Regions from separate parts of the Homo sapiens genome. Here region 2 is linked to region 1. A link is a contact called in ENCODE Hi-C or POLR2A ChIA-PET data. All regions are on one chromosome and are shown on one strand. Each heading gives the region's core, a stretch centred on a gene start or an enhancer-like site at or near the end of the contact. The rest is flanking DNA. Distances are from core to core; before and after follow the strand shown.

Region 1 (3,461 bases), core at 247-2,746:
AAGTATAAATAAAGAAGGTACAGGTTAATTTAAGTAATCAGATGATGATGCAGAATTCAAATAAAATAGGAGTCAATCAGCAAAGGTTCCCGAAAGGGTGAATTCTGAGAGATATTTGAAAAGAGGAAAGGGACATAACTTGAGAGAGCAGGAGTTTAGGAACATGTCAGAGAGTTAGGTTGAACCAAGGCATGATAAACATGTTTGAAGCTTACATTCTGAGCAGGATCTGTTCTACCCAGACCACAGGTTTCTGCCTTTTTTTCTGGCTCATCAAGCAGGCATGTTTACCCACTCTTTTTATCTTCATGTTTCCCAGGTCAGCCCAATGTGAGGACTTTAAGTAGTAGAAGGAAGTTTCTGTGAAAATATGCAAACAAAACTGCCTTGTGGGATCGAACATTTTTGGTAACCCTAGTTCTCTAGGGAAATAAACTTCCCTGTTCCAGATAAAATGGAACTGCTCCCCGTGTTGTTAAGCCAGAGAGAAAGCCAAATGACTTCCCTTAAAAGGTACTTCAGCGCATTTTACACAAATCATAGTTTTCTGTGTGTGTTATGGGGATCCAAGGAAATCAAAGATGTTAATGAGTGAGATTTGAGAAACAAAACTTGATAGTAGAATTTTGTCTTAGCCACAACTGCCCTTCTCCTCACAGAGTATATGCAAATACCGATGGTGACGGACAGTCACTTTCTAGAGCTCAGATCACTGCTGCCTCCAGCACTTGTGGGATGGAAAAAATGAAGAAATTACAGTTGCCCTAAAAATGTCCCCCACTTCAGGAACCTGAATATTTTACACAGCAGGAGATACATCGGAAGTCCTACAGAATCTCTTGACTTTGGGAGATGCAACTGCTTTTCTATTAGGATAACCTAATTTTCTGTGTCCATTTTCTCAGAATGTTGTGCCCAACGCGTTCTGTTTCCTAAATACCCAGCCTTCCTTCTGGTAGAGGCAAGAAAATTATGCTAGCATTCGCTCACTGCATGTTTTGAGCGTTTGAGTTCAGAGTACAGCTATTCTCTCTCCTCGTAATGTAAACACAGGTTCCCACGGCGGCAATGGGAGACTCCCCTAAGGGGCTCTTGACGTACAGGGAGACTTCCAGATATGGTACACAGATGTCACATTGCTAGAACGTCTCTAGACGGCAACGAAACATTAAAGCCTAACCTGAGGTAATCCCTCACCGGCAGTGAAGCTCCTCTGCTAGGCACTGTCGTCCCGTACACTGCCCAAGCTCTGGGGGTGTCACACTAAACTGTGGTGATGTCACACTAGCTGGGATGACATTTTACAGTTGGATCCCGTACCACCGCCAGGCACCTTTAAATCACCGCAGAGTCTGCAGTGCGGAGGGGGCGGGAAGTCCAGGCCCCGCACTCGATCCACGCTGGCTCCCTACGGAGGCCCACCTACTCGAGGCCCACCGACTCCTACTGCAATCAGTACTATGCGATCGTCCTAGAGAGTCCATTCAGCTGCACTTCCGCCTCAGTAGGTGTCATGGCGCGGGGCGGGTGAATAGTTCCGGCGAGGCGGGGCCGGCCGGGTTGAGGGACGGCCGCTCGGCATTCCGTTCGTCGGGTCTGGCGACAACGGCGGCTGCGGAGCAAGGGGCCCGGCGGTAGCCCCGGACGGCAGCAGGAGGCCGAGGCGGGAGCGCGCGGGGCTGAGGCGGCGGCGGCGGCGGCGGGAAGGGGCTGGGTGGTGGAGCGGGAGGGAGGCTGAGGAGGCTCCCCCTGCGGGACGGGCGCGGGGACGGCTCCGGGGGGCGGGGGCCGGGGCCCGGGCCGGCTCGCGCGGGGGGTATGATGACCCGGCTGCGGGGCCCCAGATCTCGTCTCCTCCGCCGCCTCCTCACGGCAGCCCCAGCTCGCGGCTGAGAACCAGACACACCGGCGGTGAGTGGGGACGGGCAGGAGGGGTCCTCGGCGGGGAGCGACTTCCCCTCAGCTCCCTGAGGCGGGGCCGGGCCGGCCGCCGGCTCTCCTGGAGCGCCCAGCCTGCCGGGGGCGCCTTCCTCAAAGGGCCCCTGCCTGGGACCGGGCGCCGCGTCTTGCGGCCCGGCCGCTCACTGCCGCTGAGGGGATTGCCTTCCCAGGAAGGTGGGGAGGCTCCGGGCTGGTTTTCGGGGCAACTCCCCCTGCCTCCTGCCACTTCTCGCCTGGGCGTGTTGTCCTTAAGTGACAGGGGACCGCCTTGCGTCTCCTCACTCGGCCGGTTTTTTCCCCGGCTGTCGTGGCAGGTTCCCAGTGTGTGGCTTGTGCGTGTGTACTTCACAGCTCCGCTTATCACCATGGTTTTGGGTTATTTGTGCTGTTTGGGACCAGGAAGCCGTGCCTGGAGAGGACGACAGTGGGGTGGGTGTGGAAGCTTTTCTGTCGTCTCCGCTGATGTTCTGTAGTCGTTAGGCTTGTAATTCGTAATGACGGTGGAGACTACGTGAGACCAGCCCACCTAATGTATATCTGTACAAGGGAGATCTAGAGGTCTGGCCCAAAGGGAAACTTTTGCTGCCACCACTTTCAAAGCTTTCGTTAAAAAAACAAAAGGGAGGGGGAAGGTGGAGAAACAACCAAAATTCTGGTAAGGCCCACACTGTTCACAGGTCTGTGGGGAAGAGTCCCCTTTTTGTGCTTAGCAACCAAGACGTGGAGTTCCGTCTCCAGGAGCGTTGGTCTAACCTCCAGTTTGTTGTGGTGACGAGCTGTGAGCAATGGCCTGTGTTTATGCTGGGCGAGCTTTCTTTCCTACTTGGGGAGGGGGGTTCAGGATGGGAGGATGCGGGTAGGGAAGAGGGGGGGAAAACCCCCAAGCTCCAGTAAGTCTTTTCTTTACTTAATCACTGATTCTGTTGTAGGTAGACTCATTTAGAGGCAGTCCTAGATGCTCTTTCTTGTCTATTAGTGACACTTTGGGAATTCTCAGTAATTGCATCAACATAATACTTTCAGCTATAGACTCTCTGTCCCAATCTGTCCTTTATCTTGTTTCTTAGTAACTGGTGAAAACAGCAGTGTGGCTTCCCGCTCTTGATGAAATAGGGTTAAATTAAGTGGCTGATGCCCTCAGCAAACCTACAATTTTCCTTTTGTTTGTGTAAAGCTATTTTTGATCTCTGGTCTGTGGGTTTTTTTTTTTTTTTTGTAAGATTATAGAGAATGCAAACTATTACTAGCTTTTTTCATATGGAAGCCTAAAGCTTTCTATAAAACATTTTAAAATCTAACAAATCATTTGACCTAATTTTCATTATTCAGCTGGTGATTTTGGATCTTTACATGTAATTATCTCAGGGTTCTGTGTTATAATACTGTTATGATGAAGGGTGGCATTGACTTTAAGATACTGTTCCTGGCTTGAAAGATATTTTAGTAAAGTACTTGCGGTTGGAACTGGAGGCAGCCAAGCCAGTAAAGTATCTTAGAATAAAATGGTGAATGAGATCTTA
Region 2 (3,140 bases), core at 13-2,512, 2.8 Mb after region 1:
TTTCATGGACTGAAGTCACACAAAGAAGAAAATCCTGAAGGGTGAGGAGAGGAGGAGTTCTTTCCCTCCTAAGGCCAAGAACATAGGTCTTGAATTTCTGAGAAGCGAGTAAATTTCTAAGGACAAAAAGTTCCTTGCATGTGTTCCAACCTCTTGCCGGAAGGTGGATTGCATGACAGTAGAATTGGGGGAAAGGCAGATCTAACATAGAAATGCCTCAGAAGGAATGTAGTTACTAATATCCTCCATGACTGCTCATAACCCCTTCCCATGCGCTCTAACCATGAGGTTCTTGCTCTCAGGGAACAATTTCTAGGTCAGCACAGAGGTAGGGTTCCAGGTCTGCGTGCTCTCTCTGATCATGGGAGCCCCAGGCACAAAGCCCTCCACCCATGTGTCTTCTTCCTGCTGATTCCTTGAGTTCTCTTGTCCTAGGCTTTCACTCTACCTTATGGTGAGCACTTCTTTCTCTCCTACAAGCTTAGAGTTCTCAGATAGTAGGGGCAACTTCTGCTTCCTCATTGCATCCCCCAAAGCAGCTAGCATGGCGCCTTGCATATAAAAGGTACTCAATATTTACATTGATTTCACCTGGCCAAGATGAACTCTATTGAGGTTTTGTTGTTGCAGATGAGGAGCTGGAGACAAGAGCCCACAGAGTAGCTACTGAAGAAAGGGGCCGGAAGCCCCACCAAATTCCAGCTTCAACCCCTCAGAATCCAGCAACTTCCCAACATCCTCCTCCACCACCTGGTCATCGTTCCCAGGCACCTAGTCATCGTCCCCCGCCTCCTGGACACCGTGTTCAGCACCAGCCTCAGAAGAGGCCTCCTGCTCCGTCGGGCACACAAGTTCACCAGCAGAAAGGCCCGCCCCTCCCCAGACCTCGAGTTCAGCCAAAACCTCCCCATGGGGCAGCAGAAAACTCATTGTCCCCTTCCTCTAATTAAAAAAGATAGAAACTGTCTTTTTCAATAAAAAGCACTGTGGATTTCTGCCCTCCTGATGTGCATATCCGTACTTCCATGAGGTGTTTTCTGTGTGCAGAACATTGTCACCTCCTGAGGCTGTGGGCCACAGCCACCTCTGCATCTTCGAACTCAGCCATGTGGTCAACATCTGGAGTTTTTGGTCTCCTCAGAGAGCTCCATCACACCAGTAAGGAGAAGCAATATAAGTGTGATTGCAAGAATGGTAGAGGACCGAGCACAGAAATCTTAGAGATTTCTTGTCCCCTCTCAGGTCATGTGTAGATGCGATAAATCAAGTGATTGGTGTGCCTGGGTCTCACTACAAGCAGCCTATCTGCTTAAGAGACTCTGGAGTTTCTTATGTGCCCTGGTGGACACTTGCCCACCATCCTGTGAGTAAAAGTGAAATAAAAGCTTTGACTAGACCCGTGTCTGCTCATTGTGTGAAGGATCCCAGTGTCGAGGAGAGGAAGCTGCCGAATAAGAAAGAGCCTCGCTGGTGTGACAGCAGGATCAAATTCAGTCAACTCAATCCGGCTGAGACCTCCTTAGTCCTCACCAGAATGACCCGAACATGCTCCCCAGGTCTCAGCTGCAAAGCTGGGTCCAACAACCTATTTGTAGATTTCCATAATGAATTAAAGCCTCCATGCACAAACGTTAACAGGAGTCACCAGAAAACTTAACATTTTAGGTCTTACTTTCTTGACTGTTCAGACACGGTCATAATGACCTGTACTGTCATCCTTCAAAACAAGGGAATCTATGGATACTGGAGGTGTCATGAACTCATCAGATGACATACAAAAAGATAGGCTAAGAGACAACTCAGTTGAATCAAATCTTAAGTGTCTTAAATGACTATGATTAAAAGGTCAGACCCCATCCCCAGCTAGCAGTCATGCAGCTGTACTTTGAGGGAAGTGGGGAGAAAAAAATAGTTTTCAGTTAGAGTTCTAAAACAATAGGTGGTGAGAAGGCACCTGCTTTGAAATGCTGGTGCCTTGTCTGTGGTCCTGTCTGCCCGCCTTCTCCTTGGCTTCTTAGACTTGCTAAACCTTGTTACACTCTGGCAGGAAGCTCTGAGGGCTAAACCACAAAAACTAAGTACATTCAGGACTTCCTGTGACAGCTCACTGAGGATTGAACTACTTTTTCCTCTGAATCTGAGAGTCTATTTTTCCAGCAACCAGAGTTAATTACTAAGGGCAATGATGAATGAAACCTCATCGCCTCCCAAAATTCAAACACAAAATCCAGCTAGGTAACAATTGCCACAGGATCTACCCAGTAGAGAGATGAGGGCTCTGGCCGGGCATGGTGGCTCGTGCCAGTAATCCTAACACTTTGGGAGGCCAAAGCAGGTAGATCACCTGAGGTCAGGAGTTTGAGACCAGCCTGGCCAACATGGTGAAACCCCTTCTCTACTTAAAAAAAAAAAAAAAAAAATTAGCCGGGCATCGTGGCACGCACCTATAACCCCAGCTACTCGGGAGGTTGAGGCAGAATAATTGCTTGAACCCTGGGGTGTGGAGGTTGCAGTGAGGTGAGATCGTGTCACTTCGCTCTAGCCTGGGCAAAAGAGCAAAACTCCGTCTAAAAAAAAAAAGGAGAGAGAGAGAGAGAGAGAGAGAGAGATGAGGGTCCTAGCTCTGCCCCTTTCTCATTCTTCATGATACCCATGAGTGATTTCATTGGCTATCTCACCAGAACAGCTCATACGCCATTCCCTTAAGAAAATCTTCCCTGGTCTATTCAGCCCTGGGCTCTGCCTTTCTTCTGAACTCCTGTGGCATTACATATGGTACAAAACACATACACCCTATTCAATCCTTCATCGTTCATTCATTCAACGAACATTTATTGAACTTCTACTATGTGTCAGGCTCTGTGCTAGGCACTAGGAAAACAGAGGTGTACAATTGCATCTCTGCTTTCAAGGAGCTCACCACCTGGTAGGCAAGAAACGGACCAACCATGGGACAAATGCAATGCAGTATGATAAATATAGGTCAGAGGCAAGTGCATGAACCCAGAGGAAGGACTTTGAACCCAGACTGAGTGGTAAGACTGGGGTGACAAAGAGGGCTTCCTAGAGGAGGGACGTTTGGGTTGCGTTGTAATAGATTAATTGAACTGGTGAAGCAGAGGTACAGAATTACCCATGTA

What was found. Hi-C counts contacts between places; a loop is a spot of excess contacts on that map. ChIA-PET counts read pairs that join two places held with the same protein, here RNA polymerase II (POLR2A). Pooled maps may share reads with other maps.
Region 2: a loop to region 1 is called in a map of naive thymus-derived CD4-positive, alpha-beta T cell, with 7 times the contacts of the local background. The contact joins the enhancer-like site here to the promoter of HIPK1-AS1 in region 1. A Hi-C loop is called at or near these places in 1 of 168 maps with a recorded cell type or tissue (naive thymus-derived CD4-positive, alpha-beta T cell) and 6 of 50 pooled maps. POLR2A ChIA-PET finds 5 or more read pairs at or near these places in 2 of 52 experiments (activated naive CD4-positive, alpha-beta T cell and naive thymus-derived CD4-positive, alpha-beta T cell).

The regions. Positions count from the first base shown.
Region 1 is chr1:113,928,029-113,931,489 of GRCh38, forward strand. It overlaps HIPK1-AS1 (HIPK1 antisense RNA 1), which reads right to left and starts at 1,497. Exons shown (of 3, transcript NR_110726.1): 1 at 1,334-1,497; 2 at 216-360. It overlaps HIPK1 (homeodomain interacting protein kinase 1), which reads left to right and starts at 1,296. Exons shown (of 16, transcript NM_198268.3): 1 at 1,296-1,504. RefSeq lists an enhancer at 1,207-1,526 and silencers at 1,647-1,696, 1,717-2,026.
Region 2 is chr1:116,767,834-116,770,973 of GRCh38, forward strand. CD2 (CD2 molecule) reads left to right here. Exons shown (of 5, transcript NM_001767.5): 5 at 631-1,396. The coding sequence ends at 950. Among named protein-coding and RNA genes, the nearest start is that of CD2, 15 kb to the left of the region's middle. RefSeq lists enhancers at 1,384-2,883, 1,384-2,683, 1,384-2,483, 1,816-2,345 and cis regulatory regions at 1,831-1,851, 1,919-1,942, 2,017-2,039, 2,114-2,145. Within about 2 kb of position 1,263, at least 5 of the 41 ENCODE cell types and tissues checked have a DNase peak (open chromatin) inside an H3K27ac peak, as active enhancers do.